2 separate regions of the Homo sapiens genome follow, and region 2 is linked to region 1. Evidence: read pairs that join two places in POLR2A ChIA-PET (ENCODE). Cell type or tissue: Panc1. All regions are shown on one strand. Each heading gives the region's core, and the rest is flanking DNA. Links, peaks and the distances in the headings are about the cores only.

Region 1 (10,396 bases), core at 1-8,000:
TGGGGCCTGGGTGGGGGCATGAACAAACACCGAGTTGTAATCATAGTGCCCTGGAGGAGGGCTATCATCCAGGGGCCCCCAGCTGCACTCCTTCCAGGGGCGGCCAGCACCCAGGCCACAACTTCTCCCAGAGCTTGGTCCTTCTGTCTCTGCTCCAGCCCAGGGCCCCCACACTCTCCCTTTCTCTTGCAGTTGATGCATGGACGGCTCTGACTTAGAGCCTCAGCCCGGGCCAACTCGGCTGCAAGGAGAAAAGGGAGCTCCAGACCTCAGGGCCTCCAGCCACCTGGGGGTCTGCCTCCAGGAGCGCAGCTTTCACACAAACAAAACGAGCAAGACTGCTCTGCCCATGCCGCCCATGCCTTCCTGCAAGCCCCCAGTCCTGCTCAAGGCTCCCACAAACAAGGAAACAAATCAACAAGAAACACCCCAAATGGAGAAGAGAGAGCCCTCCCTGGCCCGAGTGTTGTTTGGAGCCTACCCTTGGGTTCCTCTCCTTTCCAAACCTCCCAACAGCACAGCCTGCACCCTGGGGTGACGGGGATGCCCGGGTGTGATGAGGCACCATCTGCACGGTGGAATATTATGCCATTCAAAAATACCAAGACTCCACACTAACATGAAAAGAATGCGGCTGGGTGCGGTGGCTCACGCCTGTAATCCCAGCACTTTGGGAGGCCGAGGCGGGTGGATCATGAGGTCAGGAGTTCAAGACCAGCCTGGCCAAGATGGTGAAACCCTGTCTTTACTAAAAATACAAAAAAAAAAAAAAATAGCTGGGAGCAGTGGCAGGCACCTGTAATCCCAGCTACTCGGGAGGTTGAGGCAGGAGAATCGCTTGAACTCAGAGGGCGGAAGTTGCAGTGAGCTGAGATCACGCCACTGTACTCCAGCCTGGGTGACAGAGTGAGACTTTGTCTCAAAAAAAAAAAAAAAAAGAAAAGAATGCATGCCCAGCCATTTCCCTGGGAGGCCCCATCTTGGTGAAGGGGGCACCACGCTCCTCCTGGCCCAGGCCAGGTGATGCGGTATTCCTTTAGAGTCCTCCCCCCCCTCCTTCCCTGCATTCCCCTGTCACCCCCTGCATGGAGGCCAGTGCCACCATCAGAGCTCCTATTCCGGGCCCTCCTCCAGTGGTGCCCTCCCCACAGACAAGGAGTCTGTGGGCCCAGGAGATCTGCCCACCCAGACCTGTGCCCCTTCTAGACCATGCAGCTGGCCCTGGGGCCTAGAATTCCCCCCAGACACCTCCACCTGGGCCTCATGGGTCTCCCCGGGTCTCTTCCTGATAGGGGTGCACAGCTGTGGGCCTTGCGCCAGAAGGGGCAGCTGTTTCCAGTGATAATCCCCATGTGGGCTGGGCTGGGCTCGGCTGGGCTGGGCTAGCGGGACTGTGGGATGGGCAAGGAGTGGGAGACGAGGGGAACCGGCGGGGCCTAGGCCACACTTCTGTGCAGAACGGATTCCAGGATCCTACACTTGAGGCTGGCCTTGCGGTCATTGTGAAGACTTAGCTGTCAAGGTAAACGGATAGAAGGTATCCCATCAGCAGTGCGGTAGCTGAACCCATCACTTTCCTACACCAGGACATTGTGACATTGCGCTATAATGAGGAATATGCATTTGGCCTTTGTGGTCTCCCCACCCTCTTTCCTGCCACATGGCTTCTAAAACTCTTGAATCTCCAAAGCCATAAGTGTCTTTTTGTGTGCTCATGGGAGGGACTGGTGGCTAGGGACTCCTGGGTAGAATCAGGAGCGGGGTTGGTTGCCAGGGGAACCAACCAATAATCAGAGGGTTGGGATTTCAGCTCCACTACCCGCCTTCAGAGAGGGGAGAAGAGCTGAAGGTCAACTTGATCACCAATGGCCAGTGATGTAATCAATCAGTCTATGTAATGGAGCTTCCATAAAAACCTGAAATGACAGGTTGGGAGAACCCTATGCTGAACACACAGAGGGGCTGGGAGGGTGGCACGTAGAGAGGCCCGGAAGCTCCCACCCCTTTCCACGCTGACCACCTGTGCATGTCTTCCATCTGGCAGTTTATCTGTATCTTTTACAAGATCCTTTAAAATAAACCGGTAAACGTAAGTAAAGTGTTTCCCTGAGTTCTGTGAGCCATTCTAGTAAATGACTGAACCCAGGGAGGGAGTCCCGGGAACCCCTGATTTACAGCCTGTTTGTCAGAAACACAAGTGACAACCTGGACCTGCAATCAGCATGTGACGGGGCGGGGCAGCTCTCTGGGACTGAGCCCAGCCCTTAACCTGTGGGGTCTGATGCTATCAAAGTAGATTGAGTCAGAATTGAGTTACACTGTAGGACACCTGTTTGGCATTTGTAGAGAACTGCATTGCTTGGTGTGGGAGAAGCAACCCACACTTCCAGAGACTGGAGTGGTGCACACAGGTACAGAAGACACATGGCTTGCCCTTCCTGCACAGGTGTGGAGCAGGTGGGCTTTGGGGTGCGCTCAGCCCTGCAGCCCTGAAAGGTGCCTTGATCTGGCCCCCGTATCACTGCCCGAGCTGGGGCTCAGCCCCTCACTTCCGCTAGTCCCAAACCCACTGCTTTCCCAAGCCTCTCCATGCTGAAGGAGCAGCTCTGACCAGACTCACCCAGGCCCTTTTGGCCCCTTTCCCCACGAGCTCAAGGCCTAGGACTTCCCTTGGTTGTCATCACCCATGTCCTTGCAACCCACCCCAGGGTTTTAAGGCTGACTTCCCACTAGCTCTGTCTTATCCCCGCATACCCTTCTCCCCACCCCTGGTGAGCTCAATGGGTGGCCGGCCCATTGGCTGTGACCCCCGTTTCCCCACTATTTGAGGCTCACCTTGATGTGCCCCCTCCTCCCTGCCAGTGATGTGGGGACCGTCCTGGCTGGCCACTACCAGCTGTTTGACTCTCTCCCCACTTGCTGAGAGGGGCTGAGGACCCTGTCCTGCTGATGAGACATAAACAAAAGTCGGCTGGGAATTCCTGGCTAAGGTTTCCTCTCTGATAAAAGAGACCCACAGGAAGAAATAGTCTAGCATGTTCCACTGGACTTTTGCCATTGTCAGGATATCACATCTTTTACCAGCCAAGGGTGAGGCCACACCCGGAGGAGGGCCACACTCAGGGAGACACCCTGGAGCCTGGCATAGGGTGCCCACTGCCACCCTGCCTCTGCACTTTCTGCTACAAGATCCTCAGTCCCTGTTGCTCCTCCAGCTTGAGCCTGGGTCTTTGTCACTTGCAGCCAAACAAACACCCTACACCTGGCACTGCCCTGCAGAGCCTCGTCTGATTCAGTCCCTGGCCTCCTCCCAGGACTCAATCCCTGCTGCCTTTGTGCTCTGGCCCCCTGAGGCAGAACACCACCCGCCAATGTGTACCTGAAAGGCAAAGGTCATCCCGCATCCAGGGCTGCGTCCTGCCCTCTCCTGCCCCTCCCGGCGTCCTGGTGGCAGGCCAGATGCCCGTCCAATAGAGTTCAGTTGAGTTTGTTGACACAATGCATTTTTTTTGTAAAACATCCACTGTGAACCTGCTCCTTTTGTTGTGCAATATCTTTAAAGTCCACATGGTATTAGATTTGTGAAGTAGGAAAACATTTCTCCCTCCCTAGAGATTAATTAACAGCTTCTATTACAGGTCTGCAGTCTCTAACTCACAGTTCCAAAATCTAAATATTCCTGAAAACCAAGACTTTTTCCATAAGTTTGTGGCAAACTCATTTGGTGGCAAAACCTGACCTGGTCAGATATAAGGATAGTTAAAGTCTTAGTGTGAATATTTGCATGTTTCACAGCAAAAATGTATGAATGTGCTTGGTCATGAGTTGCCACCCCGATCCTGTTAGCATGTTACTTAACATACATATGCAGTTTATTACTGGTCTAAAATCCAAATGTTCTGAATCAGAAAAGCATCCACCCCCAAGGGTTTCTAATAAAGAATCACGGAACTGTGTTAGATAGCAAGCGCTTTATAAATGTTCTTTATTTTCCTTTTTTTTTGCCTTGACTGCCAAGAAGGTCAAATTTAAATAATTAAGCTTATTCACAGCAACAAGGCTTTGTCTCAAGTTTCTTAATACAATTATCCTGTCTTTTTATAACTTGCCTTTAAAAAAATTATTTCCACAATATAGCTTTCTTGAATTGGTGTCTTTTATTTAATTCTGGTTTACAACATAATTTTTTTAAATGAAGATAAACTTACAGCAAATTTGTGACTCCAGAAGGCTTCTATGGACTATTGGGACAGATGGTCTGTAAGTGTCTCTGTCTGCCATCCCACCTCCTAGGGGGAAGGAGGGGTGGGGCTGGTCCTATCGTGGATCGATTCTCCCCGTGCATCGATTCTCCCTGTGCCTCACTGCATGTCCAGGGGAAACAAGGGACACTCCCCTGCCATCCCAGCAGCCACAGCCCTCGGAGGCTTCTCAGTGAACTCGTCCATCCCACATCCATCCTGCCACCATCCACATGCAACAACCCGCCTACTTCGGGTCAGTGCAGCAAATAACTGGCTTGTAAATTTGCATCATCAACAACCTCCCTAATTCTTCCATCAGATCCACCCTGCTAGGGAGACCCAAACATAGCATTTATAGAAGTCATACATTATGAGCTAATTTTTTCATACAAGACTATTTGTGTGGATATATTGACAACAGAGTATACATGTTTAGTGCTACAATAAAAAGAGTGACAAGTGCTAACTGATGGGGACTATGGGTGATTCTTTTGGGGGACTTGCCATTACATTCTAAATTTTCAATGATGGATAGGTATTACTTTTGCAGTAACAATCAGGAGTACAAGTTTGTGTTTAATTGCTTTGCAAATATTATCATAGAGCTGCTTCTTAGAGTATGGCAGCCTTTTTCTAAGAAACAGGCTTCCCTGGATCTCCCTAAGACAGTTTCACGGGACTGTGTCAGAAGTCTGAAAATGCAATCAGGCTGTACAATATTTATTTCAATTAAATTTCTTAGGCTATCTCTTTTATCAGGTAACATTTTAATTTTATGTATTTTTTTTTATAGACAGGGTCTCACTCTGCCACCCAGACTGGAGTACAGTGGTACAATCATAGCTCACTCTAACCTTGAACTCCTGGGCTCAAGTGATCCTCCCAAGTGATCCTCCCTGCTCAGCCTCCCAAAGTGCTGGGATTACAGGTATGAGTCATCATGCTCCACCAGGTAACATATTTAAAAAGCAACTTAGAGCTTTGTCTACATGCTGTCAAAGCAGTCCAATAATTCAATAATTCTGATTAAAATAAGCAGACTTTCACTTCCAGTTAAGACAGAGCACTGGCATCACACTAGCCTTCCTGCTGCAAACAAGTTGGAAACCAGACAAAATATATGAAAAAACTATTTGCAAATAACAGGCAGTGCAGGCACATGATCCCTCAGAGCAGCTAGGCAGAGAGCATGAGCCCTACAATCGACCTGGCTTCTTGCCTGCAGGCATTTCCCAGCCCTGGGACAGAGAGGGGATCCAGCAGAGAACAGTGGTCTTGCCGAGCTGAGGAAACTGCAACTGGAGTTTGAGGAGGCAGAAAAAGGGGCTCATAGGCCAGGCATGGTGGCTTCTGCCTGTAATCCCAGCACTCTGGGAGGCCAAGGTGGGTGAATCACTTGAGGTCAGCAGTTCAAGACCAGCCTGGCCAACATGGCGAAACCCCATCTCTACTAAAATTACAAAAATTAGCCAGGCATGGTGGTGAGTGCCTGTAGTCCCAGCTACTCGGGAGGCTGAGGCAGGAGAATTACTTGAACCCAGGAGGCAGAGGTTGCAGTGAGCTGAGATCATGCCAATTACACTCCAGCCTTGGCAACAGAGCTAGACTCCATCTCAAAAAAAAAAAAAAAGAAACAAAAAAGAAAAAGGGGTTCATGAATCTGCATGGGGTCACCCTGAGTCTCAGATGAACACAGATGTGTACCTATATAGGGCAAGAATCCATGGGGCTGGGCATACAACCACAATGCACAGGTATAGGCAGCTGTAGACATTGCAGTAACCAGAGCTCACACAGGTTGGGAGGCCCTCAAGTTCTGGCCAGCCAGAGGAGAGAGTCCTCACTGAACACCAAATTACAGTCATGCACTACATAACGATATTTTTGGCCAACGATGGATCACATATATGACAGGAGTCCCATAAGATTATAATGGGGCTAAAAAATTCCTCTCACCTAGTGACATCGTAGCCATGTGACATTATAATACAACACATTACCTTTCCTATGTTTAGATATGTCTAGATACACAAATATTTACCATTGTGTCACAGTTGCCTACAGTATTCAGCAGCACGTTGCACAGGTTTGTAGCCTAGGAGCAATAGGCTGTACCACATAACTTAGGTGTGTAGCAAGCTATACCATCTAGGTTTGCGTAAGCACACTCAACACTCTATGTTGTTTGCACAACACAATTGCCCAATAATGCATTTCTCAGAATGTATCCCCCTTCTATAGTGGCATGTGCCTGTAGTTCAATAGAGAACACAGAAAGAAATGACCCTAGATAAAGCCCTAACAAAGTTTTAAAACAAATCTTGAAAGTTTCAAGTTGATGCACAAAGGAATTAAGTGCCTATCGGAACAAAGTGCAACACTCTCTAAAGGAAGACAACAAAATCCAGATATTCAATAACGCAATTTTCTCAAGTCCAGCATTCCATAAAAATTATTAGACATGCAAAAGGCAGGAAAATGTAACCCAAAACAAACAAACAAAAAAAAGAATCAATAATAACAGACCAAGAAAAAGCAGAGGTGATAGAATTAGTAATCATGGACTTTAAAACAACTATTATAGATATATTCAAGGATTTTTTTAAAAAATGCAAACATAACAAGGGGAGACATTGAAATCACAAAAAGAAAAAAAAAGGAAACTCTAGAGCTGGAAAAATACCCTATCTGAAATGAAAAATTGACTAGATGGAGGTAGGCTCCTGATCTGGGCGAGAAGAAATAAGCACCTTTCATCTGCCTTTCCACTGAGTGAAATGATGCTTCCTGGACAGAAGGCAAGGGGCAGCCGCCTGAGAACTCTGAAAAAGCAATGGTAAGCTGACAGGGGAATGAGGCCAGAAGCCGGGGGGCCACCAAATTAGTGATGTATTTCCCATGTACTTTTCCTCCAGTATTACCCAGCCTGGACTCAAAGCCCCTTCCCCCAAAACCTGGGAGGGCACAATGGGTGTGGACAAAGAGCACTCCAAGAGAAGCCTTCTCTTTCTGCTAAAAGAGCAGGAAAGGGGAATCCTGAGAGTCAGAGAGTGAGAGGAATACCCTGGTTATTTTTCTGTCCTCTCCCTCCCAGCCTCAAGCAATCCCACAGCAGCAGGGGTGACAAGGGCAGTGGCTGTTGGAAGGGTGCCTAAAACTCTAATGGACAGGAATCCTTCTCTCTGACCAGAAGAGCCATGGTACCAGGAGTGTAAGACAAAGTGTCATTGTTTTTTCTCTCCCTGGATCCTCCCACAGATTGGCTCTGGATGCAGTCACAGTTGTGGGAAGCGTGTAGCAGAGTGAGAAACTAAAGCCTGGCCTTTCTGGCCACAGGTTGAGAAAGGGAGGCTCCAGAGGAGATAATGGAAAGAAAAGGTCTCAAGAGAGAAAGCCCATAGAATTGTGTATGAATTTCTAGGCTCACTTCTGAGCTGCGTCGGCATGGATCTGTTCCTCATAGCACACCACAGGCTTTGAGAATTGAGCTTACAGGTAGACCACAACCCCAGGTCCCAGACAAGCCCATGGAGAATGCACAGGCAGAGCAGAGTCACATAGTATTATTGCAAAGCCTTTGAAAACTGAATTGACATTGGAACCACAGCCCACAGGTGGTGGGTCAGAACCTGTAGCCCAAACCTAATCAGGTCAATTGTGTATTAAAACAAAAATGTCAACATTCTCTTTGGGATTTAAATAAGACACAGAGCCTTATAACATAATATCCAAAATGTCCAGGATACAACCCAAAATGCCTTGTATTTAAAGAACCAGAAAAATCTCAAACTAAAAGGAAAAAGACAATCAAAAGGCATCAACCCTAAAATGACACATGTTGGAATTTTTAAAGACTTAAAGCAGCTATTGTAGCCATGCTGCAATACCTAAAGGGAAACTTTTGAGATGAAAGGATTGAAAATCTTAGCAAAGAAATAGAAAATACAAACAAGAAACAAATGAAAATTTTAGAACGTAAAGCTGCAACAAGTGAAATTAAAAATTCCCTGGATGGACTCAATAACAGAATGGAGAGCAGAGGAAAAAGTCAGTAAAGTTGAAGCTAGAGCAATAGAAATTGAATAGCAGAAAGAAAGAAAATCAATGTACAGAGCATCAGGAACCTATGGAATAACATGAAATGATCTAATGTTTGTATTATTGAAACACAGAAGGAGAAGAGAAAGACTGTGGTACTGATATAATATGTGAAGAAATACCAGCTGAGGCCAGGTGTGGTGTCTCACGCCTGTAATCCCAGTACTTTAGGAGATCAATGCAGGTGGATCACGTGAAGTCAGGAGTTCAAAAGCAGCCTAGACAACATGGTGAAACCCCGTTTCTACTAAAAACACAAAAATTAGCCGAGTATGGTGGCTCATGCCTGTAATCCCAGCTACTCAGGAGGCTGATGCATGAGAATTGCTTGAACCAGGGAGGCAGAGGTTGCAGTGAGCTGAGATCACACCACTGCACTCCAGCCTGGGCAACAGAGAAAGACCCTGTCTCAAGAAAGAAAAGGAAAAGAAAAGAAAGGGAAAAAGAAAAAAGAAAGAGAGAGAGAGAGAGAAAGAGAGAGAAAGGAAGGAAGGAAGGAAGGAAGGAAAGAAGGAAAGAAGGAAGGGAAGGGAAAGGAAAGAAAGAAGGAAGGAAGAAAGAAAGGAAGGAAGGAAGGAAAGGAAGGAGGGAAGGGGAGGGGAGGGGAGGAAGGAAAGAAAGAAAAGAAAGACGGATGGAAGGAAGGAAGGAAGAAAGGAAGGAAAGACTACTGGCTGAGAATTTCCCGATTTGGTGAAAGACATGAACTTACACATTCAAGAAGCTCAGTGCATCCCAAACAAGATAAACTTAAACAAATTAATGAACAGACACAGGATAATCAACTGCTAAATACAACGACAAAGAAAAGAATCTTGAAAGCAGCCAAACAGAAATGAAACATTAAACAGGGGATCAAGTATTTGTATGATGATGGATTTCTCATCAGAAATTACAGAGGATAGAAGAAAGTGGCACAGCATTTAAAAAATACTGAAAAAAAAACCCAAAACTGTCTGCCCAGAGTTTTCTGTCCAGTGAAAATATTCCTTAGAAATGAAAATGGTATAAATATATTGTAAGATGAAGGAAAATTAAGAAAATTCATTGCCAGTAGATCTCCTTTAAGAAAAAAAAAATCTAAAGGAAGTTTTTTTTAGATAGGAGGAAAATGACACCAGAGGCAAACTTGAAACATTGGGAATTTAAGAAGAAAAACAGAAATGGCAAATATATGGGTAAATATAACACACTATCTTTATCCTCTTAAATTCATTAAAATATGTATGACCATTTAATGTCAAAGTATAACACTGATGTGATTTTCACTGGGGGTAGTATCACACATGTATCATATATGGCAACTATATGATAAAGGGAAAAGGGTAAAGTATGACAGTAAAATTTTTAAATTTCAGCCAGGTGTAGGGGCTCATGCCTGTAATCCCAGCACTTTGGGAGGCTGAGGCGGGTAGATCACTTGAGGTCAGGAGTTCGAGACCAGTCTGGCCAACATGGTGAAACTTTGTCTCTACTAAAAATACAAAAATTAGCCAGGAATGGTGGCACGCGCCTGTAGTCCCAGCTACTTGAAATGCAAATGCAGCAGAATCACTTGAACCCAGGAGGTGGAGGTTGCAGAGAGCTGCGATTGTGCCACTGCACTCCCGCCTGGGCCACAGAGTGAGACTCTGTCTCAAAAAAAAAAAAAGTTTTTAAAATTCCACCTAAAGTGGTAAAATACTAATTCTATGTAGATTACAAAAAAGATATATATATATATATATATATATATATATATATATAACAATGAATATTGTAATCCACAGTGCAATCACTTAAGAAAGTACAGAGATATCATTTAAAAATCTGAAGAATTAAATATAAATTAAATACTAAACATATTTAAATAATCCAAATAAAGGAAGGGAGGGGAAAATACCAGAATAAAAAAATCAAGGAACAAATAGAAAACCAACAAAGAAATTGTAGATCTAAACCCAAACTTCAAAAATTACATTAAATATAAGTGTTTAAACATACAAATTAAAGGAGAGAGATTATAAGAATGGAATTAGAAAACAAGAACCAATTGTATGCTGTCTATAAGAAAC
Region 2 (8,000 bases), core at 1-8,000, 100 kb after region 1:
AGAGGAAAAAGAAAGAAAGGAGAGAGGGAGGGAGAGAGGAAAAAGGAAGAAAGAAAAAGAAAGAAAGAAAGAGAAGGAAAGAGAGAAAGAAAGAAGAAAAGAAAGAGAAAAGAAAGAGAGAAAGAAAAAGAAAGAAAGAAAGAGAAAGAAAAGAAAAGAAAGAGTGGAGATATGTAACATGACTTGGTAACCCAACTGTGAGAGGAGGGTAATTGCAGGAGTGAAGTTCTTAGACATGGTGAGCTGAAGGGACAAGGCAGGGCTGGCCCCATGGAAGCAGAGGAGAAGGGATGCTGGCTGACAGCAAGATGGGGGAAGGAAGGCAAGTGCCCGATTCCTCTGTTTTCTCTGTAAACTGAGACAGGAGGCCCTCAGCTGGGGAACAGTGTGCTGGGTACTCAAAGACAGAAAAGTCCAACACACTTGACTAAGGAGGGGAAGGCGGAGTGTGGTAGGAATCCAGGCAATTCGAGGATGATTGGAGAAACCGATCAAGTCCATCGCCCTTGGTGGCTTGCATCCAAATTCATTAACTCACCCAACAAGCACTCAAGGATTGCCATCTACGAGGGAGGAGGAGGAGGGGGAGGTTAGGGATAGAAGAAGGAGAAGGGAAAGAGAGCTACATTGGTAGAGCCCGTACTGAGTGCAGGAGCCAAGCAAAGTTTGTCTCAATCAATCACAGCATCTCTGGGGCTTTGAGGCTGCCCACGACTCCCATTGACTTGGGGGAAGACAGACTTGGAGAGACCACAGAACTTGCCTGGCATCACACGACTAACCAGTAATGGAGCCAGCACATAAGCACAGGTCTGGTCCAGGTTCCCTGGTTTAACCTCTATGCCACCTGCTCCCAGCTGCTGTGCACAAAACAATCTACTTCTTGGTGTGTCGCTCCACAAACTCAGAATGCAAATTATCTTTGAAATTAATCATTCTGGTATTCACTGGCCTTAAAAATAGAAAGCCCCATATCTTCCCCTGGCAGTCCCCTCTTGCCTTGAATTCTCAAGAAATCAATCAATCAATCCAAAAAAATCCCTGGGGACTTGGTGCAAAGTTTTCTTGGTGTGGGAAGAGCAGGTTCCTGACATTGCTCCACGCTGCCACGTGGCGGCGCCATTGAGGCCTGGTCCAACAGAACCTGGAGATGTGTGTCTTTGCTGCTGGCCTGGCCCTCCCTGCAAGGGCACCGTGACCTCAGAGGGGAGCCCAGTCCCTCAGACCCAGCTGCTCCAGGTGTGTCCTCTGCTGTGATCCCCAGGCTTGGCCTTTTTCCCAGCGACCCTCTTAGAGTGACAGTGTCCAGGGCCCTCTGACCACATGTCTAAACATGTAAAAATCATAGTCAGGTGTGGTGGCTCACACCTGCAGTAATACCACCACTCGGCCAGGCGCAGAGGCTGACGCCAGTAATCCCAGCACTTTGGGAGGCCGAGGCGGGCGGATCACGAGGTCAGGAAATCGAGACCATCTTGGCTAACACGGTGAAACCCTGCCTCTACTAAAAATACAAAAAATTAGCCGGGCGTGGTGGCGGGCACCTGTAGTCCCAGCTACTCGGGAGGCTGAGGCAGGAGAATGGTGTGAACCCGGGAAGCAGAGCTTGCAGTGAGCCAAGATTGCGCCACTGCACTCCAGCCTGGGGGACAGAGGGAGACTCTGTCTCAAAAAAAAAAAAAAAAAAAAAAGAAAAAAAGAAAGGTAATCCCACCACTCTGGGAGGCTGAAGAGGGCGGATCACTTGAAGTCAGGAGTTCTAGACCAGTCTGGCCAACATGAGGAGACCCCATCTCTACCAAAAAAAAAAAAAAAAAAAGTAAAGGTCATAAATCAAACTAATATGTATAAAGTTACAGTTTTTATATGATTGAAACGTGGCAAAATATCATAGATGGCTGAATTTAATTATTGTTCATGTCTGGGTGTGATGTTGATGGGTTGGTGTTGTTTGCATGAATAATAAAGTCATACTTCATAAACTGTTATTTATTCTGTAAAATTTATTTTTCCTGCCTTTGCTTTAGCAAAATCACTGATTATGTTGAGATAATGAGATTTTCATAGATTTATGTTCAAATGATAGGAAAGCCAAGTTACACCTTTCCTGAATCAACAAAATAGTTGTTATATATATATTTAAATATATTTAAATTCAATTTAGAGAAACTTTGCTCTGATGAGGTGGTAGCAACTGGAATCATTACTCGAATTCTTTTCTTTTCTTTTCTTTTTTTTCCAGAAAAAAAAAAAAATGCCCAGCCCAGCCTGGAGTGCAGTGGCATGACCCTGGTTCACTGCAACCTCTGCCTACCAAGTTCAAATGATTCTCCCAGCCTCCTGAGTAGCTGGGATTACAGGTGTGTGCCACCACACCTGGCTGGCTAATTTTTGTATTTTTAGTAGGAACAGGGTTTCACCATATTGGCCAGGCTGCTCTCGAACTCCTGGCCTCAAGTGTGATCCTCCCGCCTCAGCCTCCCAAAGTGCTGGGATTACAGATGTGAGCCACTGTGCCCGGCCTCATTACTCAAATTCTTAAAGCAATACTTAGGTTTGAAAATTAATCCCAAATTGTACATAATATGATCAAATAGTGCAATGGGTCACATATGATAAAGTTTCATTCATGTGGAAAACATTACAAAATATCTTAAAACTTAATGAAATACAAAATTTCATAATGAAAATTTTCATCATCTTTGTAGGTGGTGGTTTTCATGCAATCTCACTGTCCTTTTAAGCAATATCTAGATCAACAGCCAAGTACACGGTAGGAAACCTATATTACACACACCTGTTGAGGAGGAGAGGTCTGCAGGTCCTGGGATGGATCCCAATGCTCCTATTCATTTTGCCTGCTGACTTGCTTATGCAGGGAATGGAGTTTCCGTGTGTCTGTTCAATTTTTTTATTGTGATGTTATCTTCAGTGATTATATATATAATTTATATATATAATATATATATTATATATAATTTATATATTATATATATAATTTATATATATAATATATATAATATATATTATATATATAATTTATATATATAATATATATAATATATATAATATATATAATTTTTATATATATAATATATATAATATATATAATTTATATATATATAATATATATATATATATAATTTTTTTTTCCTGTGAGAATTTTTCTTTCTTTTTTTTTTTGAGCTGGAGTCTTCGCTCTGTCGCCCAGGCTGGAGTGCAGTGGCACAATCTCGGCTCACTGCAAGCTCCACCTCCCAGGTTCACACCATTCTCCTGCCTCAGCCTCCTGAGTAGCTGGGACTACAGGCGCCTGCCACCACGCCCGGCTAATTTTTTTGTATTTTTTAGTTGAGACAGGGTTTCACCGTGTTAGCCAGGATGGTCTCGATCTCCTGACGTCGTGATCCACCCGCCTCATCCTCCCAAAGTGCTGGGATTACAGGCGTGAGACACCACGACCAGCCTTCTGTGAGAATTTTTCTATTTGCCTCTGTCATGCACTGCAAAGATATCTCCTGCCTGGGACCTAATGGATGTTAATCATGGAGATTTCCACAATTCGACAGGTGTAAATTCAGACTCCAAACCCATATGTGGCAAGCGGGATTCTAGCATGGCCCCAAGAGTCCTGCCCCTGGTATGAACTCCCTATAGAATTCCTTCCTCTTTAGTGTGTGCAGAATCAGTGACTATGATAGGATGTCACTCCTGTGATTGTCACAAGTCAGTTGACATTGAATTAATCAAGAGGGAGACTATCCAGGTTATCCTGGGTGGGCCTGGCCCAACCAGAGGAGCCTTTGAAAGAAGGTGAAGCTTCATGGAGACGTGGCCCAGAAGACAGCAGACTGTCGTGTTGCAGACTGCTTGTGGGTCTGATATGGTTTGGATCTGTGTTCCCACCCAAATCTCATGTGGAATTGTAATCCCCAGTGTTGGAGGTGGGGCCTGGTGGGAAGTGATTGGATCATGGGGGCAGTTTCTCATGGTTTGACACCATCCCTTTGTTGCTGTCTTCATGATAGTGGGTCCTCACCAGATCTAGTTGTTTAAAAGTGGATAGCACCTCCCCTCTCACCTCTTTTGCTCCTGCTCCAGCCATGTAAGACGACGTATCTGCTTCCCCTTCACCTTCTGCCCTGATTGTAAGTTTCCTGAGGCCTCCCCAAAGCCGAGCAGATGCCAGCATCATGCTTCCTGTACAGCCTGCAGTACCATGAGCCAATTAAACCCCTTTTCTTTATAAATGACCCAGCCTCCGGTATTTCTTTATAGCAGTCCCAGAGTAGATGCACACAGAGTCCATGTCGCGAGGACCAAGCATGGTCTCCAGAAGCTGAGACAAGTCCCAGGGTGGCCTACAGCCAGCAACAAAGTGGGGACCCGAGTCTTGGAACTGCAAGATAGAACTGAATCTTGCAACTTACAAACTGGGCAACCTGAATGAGCTTAGAGAGAACATGGAGCTCCAAATAAATGAACGGAAACTTGATTACAGCCTGGTGAGACCCTAAGCAGAGAGTTTTTTTTTTTTTTTTTTTACTGTGGAGTTTCGCTCTTATTGCCCAGGCTGGAGTACAATGGTGTGATCTTGGCTCACCACAACCTCCACCTCCTGGGTTCAAGCGATTCTCCTGCCTCAGCCTCCCAAGTAGCTGGAATTACAGGTGCATGCCACCACACCCTGCTAATTTTGTATTTTTAGTAGAGATGGGGTTTCTTCATGTTGTTCAGGCTGGTCTCGAACTCCCGACCTCAGGTGATCCACCCACCTCAGCCTCCCAAAGTGCTGGGATTACAGGCGTGAGCCACCGTGCCCAGCTGAGAGTCTTTTTAAGCTGTGCTTGGACTCCTGACCCACAGAAACTCTGAGATAATAAATTCGTCTGGCCTATGTCACCAAATTGTGGTGATTCACTGTGCTGCAATAGAAAACTGTACAGTGTGGGGCATAGGCTGGGCTTTGTTGCTTTCCCCTAGTCCTCAGGTGGAGACTTACTTCCTGGCCATCTCTCTGTGACAGTGGAGGGAGTTTCCACCACCCCGTTCCCTGAGGCTGCAGCCTCCAACCAGGGACTTCAGCGAGGACCCGCAGCCTTGTGAGGGCCTCAGCCACATCCCCTCGTCCAAGCCCCACTCTCAGTTGCAGTGCCTTTCCCTCACCACAGTCTTGGAGCTCCAGCACCCACCTTTCCAGCCTTGGAGGGTCTCCCTCCTGCCTCTGCCCTTCCAGCCCCGACACAGATCAGCTCAGTCCTGAGTACAGGCACTTAGAGTGTGGTGGCCACAATGGGGGCTTCCAAGTGTCCGCTTGGCCTTGCGCTGATCTGTGCTGGTCTCCCGCTCCCATCATCCCGGATCCTGGCGAGCAGGTCCCAGAGTGTTGGATGGGTGGATGGAGGGATGGATCCCATCTGTCAACCGCTGAAAAATCTTCCCTAGGCCATTTTTCCTGAGGGAAAGCAGATGGAAGAGGGAAGTCCTCTGATCTGAAGAAGTCCTGGTCTACCCCACTCCCAAATGGCCTGGGATGGGGCCTCATACCTGCCCGACGCCCTTCCTCTGAGTTCCCTGTGCTGAGGCCCCTTGGTTCCAGGGCCACAGTCTGGAGGTGTCTGCAATGGCAGCATCTGGGGCTCCAGCTTAGTCTGTACCGGCCCTCACCTGAGCCTCCTCCTGACCACGTGCTGGTAACGGTGGCTCCACTGGGTCATGTTGGGCCCAACGAATCATCCAGCCATGCAGAAAAGGAAGGGAAGCGGAGGAAGGGGACTGCCTCCAGACACTGCCCCAGCTTTTTGGGGCTCCTAGGCCAAGGGACCCAGGTTCAAATCACAGCTCATTAGTCTCTCAGAGTGCATTTCAAGGAGGATCTGAGTGTTGAGGCCTGGACTTTCTACACTTTGGAAGACCTTCTTTGAGGAAGCTGACTCTTTACAAAAGTGGCCATGACAATATTTATCCTTCTAGAACCTTGCCTAATCCCGTGAAGAAGTAAGAATTCCCTCCCCCTGTGTCTGGGGGAGACTTTGTGACTGCGGATTTGCCGGGTGACTCCTGAGGCTCAGTCAAAAATGATGACACTGCTTCCCATTGGCTTGGTTTTTTTAACTGGGACACTTGAACTTGAAGCCAGCCACCATGCTGTGAGGAAGCCCAGGCAACACAGAGAAGCCATGTGTGGGTGTCCTGGTTGACAGTCAAGTTCGGGTCCCAGCCAGCAGCCAGCAGCCAGCACCAACTTACTGATAGATAGGTCGGGAAGAGGCCTCCAGTTGGTCCCACCCCTGCCTTAGCATTTTTCACTTAAGACCCCAGACACACAGGAGCAAAGACAACCTGTAGCTGCCATGCTCACAGAAAACAGGGAGAGATAATAATCTATTATTATTGCTTTTTTAAAATTAAACTTTTTTATTTTGAGATAATTGTAGATTCAAATGCAGATATTAGTAGTAATACAGAGATTTTCATGTACCCTTCACCAGTTTCCCCCAATAATCACATCTTGCAAAACTGTAGTACAACATCACAATCAAGATATTGACATAGATTCATCAAGGCACAGCTATTTCCATCCCCATAAGGATCCCTTTTAATAGCCGCTCCATCTCCCTTTCCTCCCACCCTTTCCCTAACCCTGGCAACCACTAATCTGCTCTCCATTTTTATAATTTTATCATTTCAAAGATGTTACATAAATGGATTTAGACAGTATGTACCCGTTTGGAATTGACTTTTTTCACTCAGCATAATTCTCTTGAAATTTCATCCAAGTTGTTGTGTGTGTGTGAATGGTTTGTTCTTTTCATGACTGAGTATCCATAACATGGATGCTCCATAGTTTGTTTAGGCTTTCACTTATTGAAGAATATCTGGGCTGTTTCTACTTTGGGTCTATTACAAATAAAGCTGTTATGAACACTCATGCACAGGGCTGTGTGTAAAAATAAATTTTCATTTCTCCGAGATAAATGCCCAAGAGTGCAATTGCTGGGTCATATGGTAGCTGCATGTTTGGTTTTATAGGTAACTGCCAAACCGCATCCCAGAATGGCTGTGCCACTTTATATTCCCGCAGCAATAGATGAGTGATCCATTTTTCTATACATCTTCACCAGCATTTTTAAAATGTTGAATTGTGGTAAAATATATATAACATAAAATTTACCATCTTAGCCATTTATAAATGTACAGCTCAGTCATGTTAAGTACATTCACATTATTGTGCAGCCAGTTTCCAGAACTCTTTCCAAGTTGCATATCTGAAATTCTGTATCCATTAAACAACAACTCCTCATTCCCTCCTGCCCCCAGCCCCTGGCAACCGTCATTCTACTTCCTGTTGCTATGGATTTGACTACTCGAGGTACCTCATATAATTGGAATCTTACAGTGTTGTCCTGTTGTGACTGGCTAATTTCACTTATAGCATAATGTCTTCAAGATTCATTCCTCTTGTAGCATGTGTCAGAATTTTCTTCCTTTATTCCATCATATGGACATAGCACATTTTGTTTGTCCATTCATCTTGGACACTTGAGTTTCTTCCTCATTTTGGCTATTGTGAATAATACTGCTATGAGCATTGGTATACAAATAGTTCTTCAAAAAAAAAAAAATATATATATATATATATATATTTTAGACTGAGTTTCACTCTTGTCGCCCAGGCTGGAGTGCAACGGCACCATCTCAGCTCACTGCAACCTCCGCCTCCCGGGTTCAAGCAATTCTTCTGCCTTAGCCTCCCAAGTAGCTGGGATTACAGGTGCCCACCAGCATGCGCAGCTAATCATTGTAGTTTTAGTAGAGATGGGGTTTCACCATGTTGGCCAGGCTGGTCTTGAGCCCCTGACCTCAGGTGATCCACCCACCTTGGGGCCTCCCAAAGTGCTGGGATTACAGGTGTGAGCCACTGCGCCCAGCCCAAACAGGTATATTTTTACTTCTTCTTTTCCAATTTGGACATCTTTTCTTTTTCTTGTCTAATTTAT

Evidence for each region. ChIA-PET counts read pairs that join two places held together with the same protein. Peaks named below come from ENCODE experiments on the same cell type or tissue, not always from the same donor. Only the 100,000 strongest peaks of a DNase experiment are listed, where the experiment ranks them.
Region 2: POLR2A ChIA-PET joins it to region 1 with 7 read pairs; 2 of 35 experiments call an interaction of 5 or more read pairs at or near these places.

What each region holds. Positions count from the first base shown.
Region 1 is chr15:31,289,854-31,300,249 of GRCh38, reverse strand. No RefSeq gene overlaps it. Among named protein-coding and RNA genes, the nearest start is that of KLF13, 32 kb to the left of the region's middle. RefSeq lists an enhancer at 1,142-1,457. In Panc1, for the core only: no CTCF peak of the experiment used is centred there; no DNase peak of the experiment used is centred there; H3K27ac peaks cover 3,166 bases; H3K27me3 peaks cover 384 bases.
Region 2 is chr15:31,190,746-31,198,745 of GRCh38, reverse strand. No RefSeq gene overlaps it. Among named protein-coding and RNA genes, the nearest start is that of LINC02352, 21 kb to the left of the region's middle. In Panc1, for the core only: CTCF peaks have their summits at 866 and 1,108; no DNase peak of the experiment used is centred there.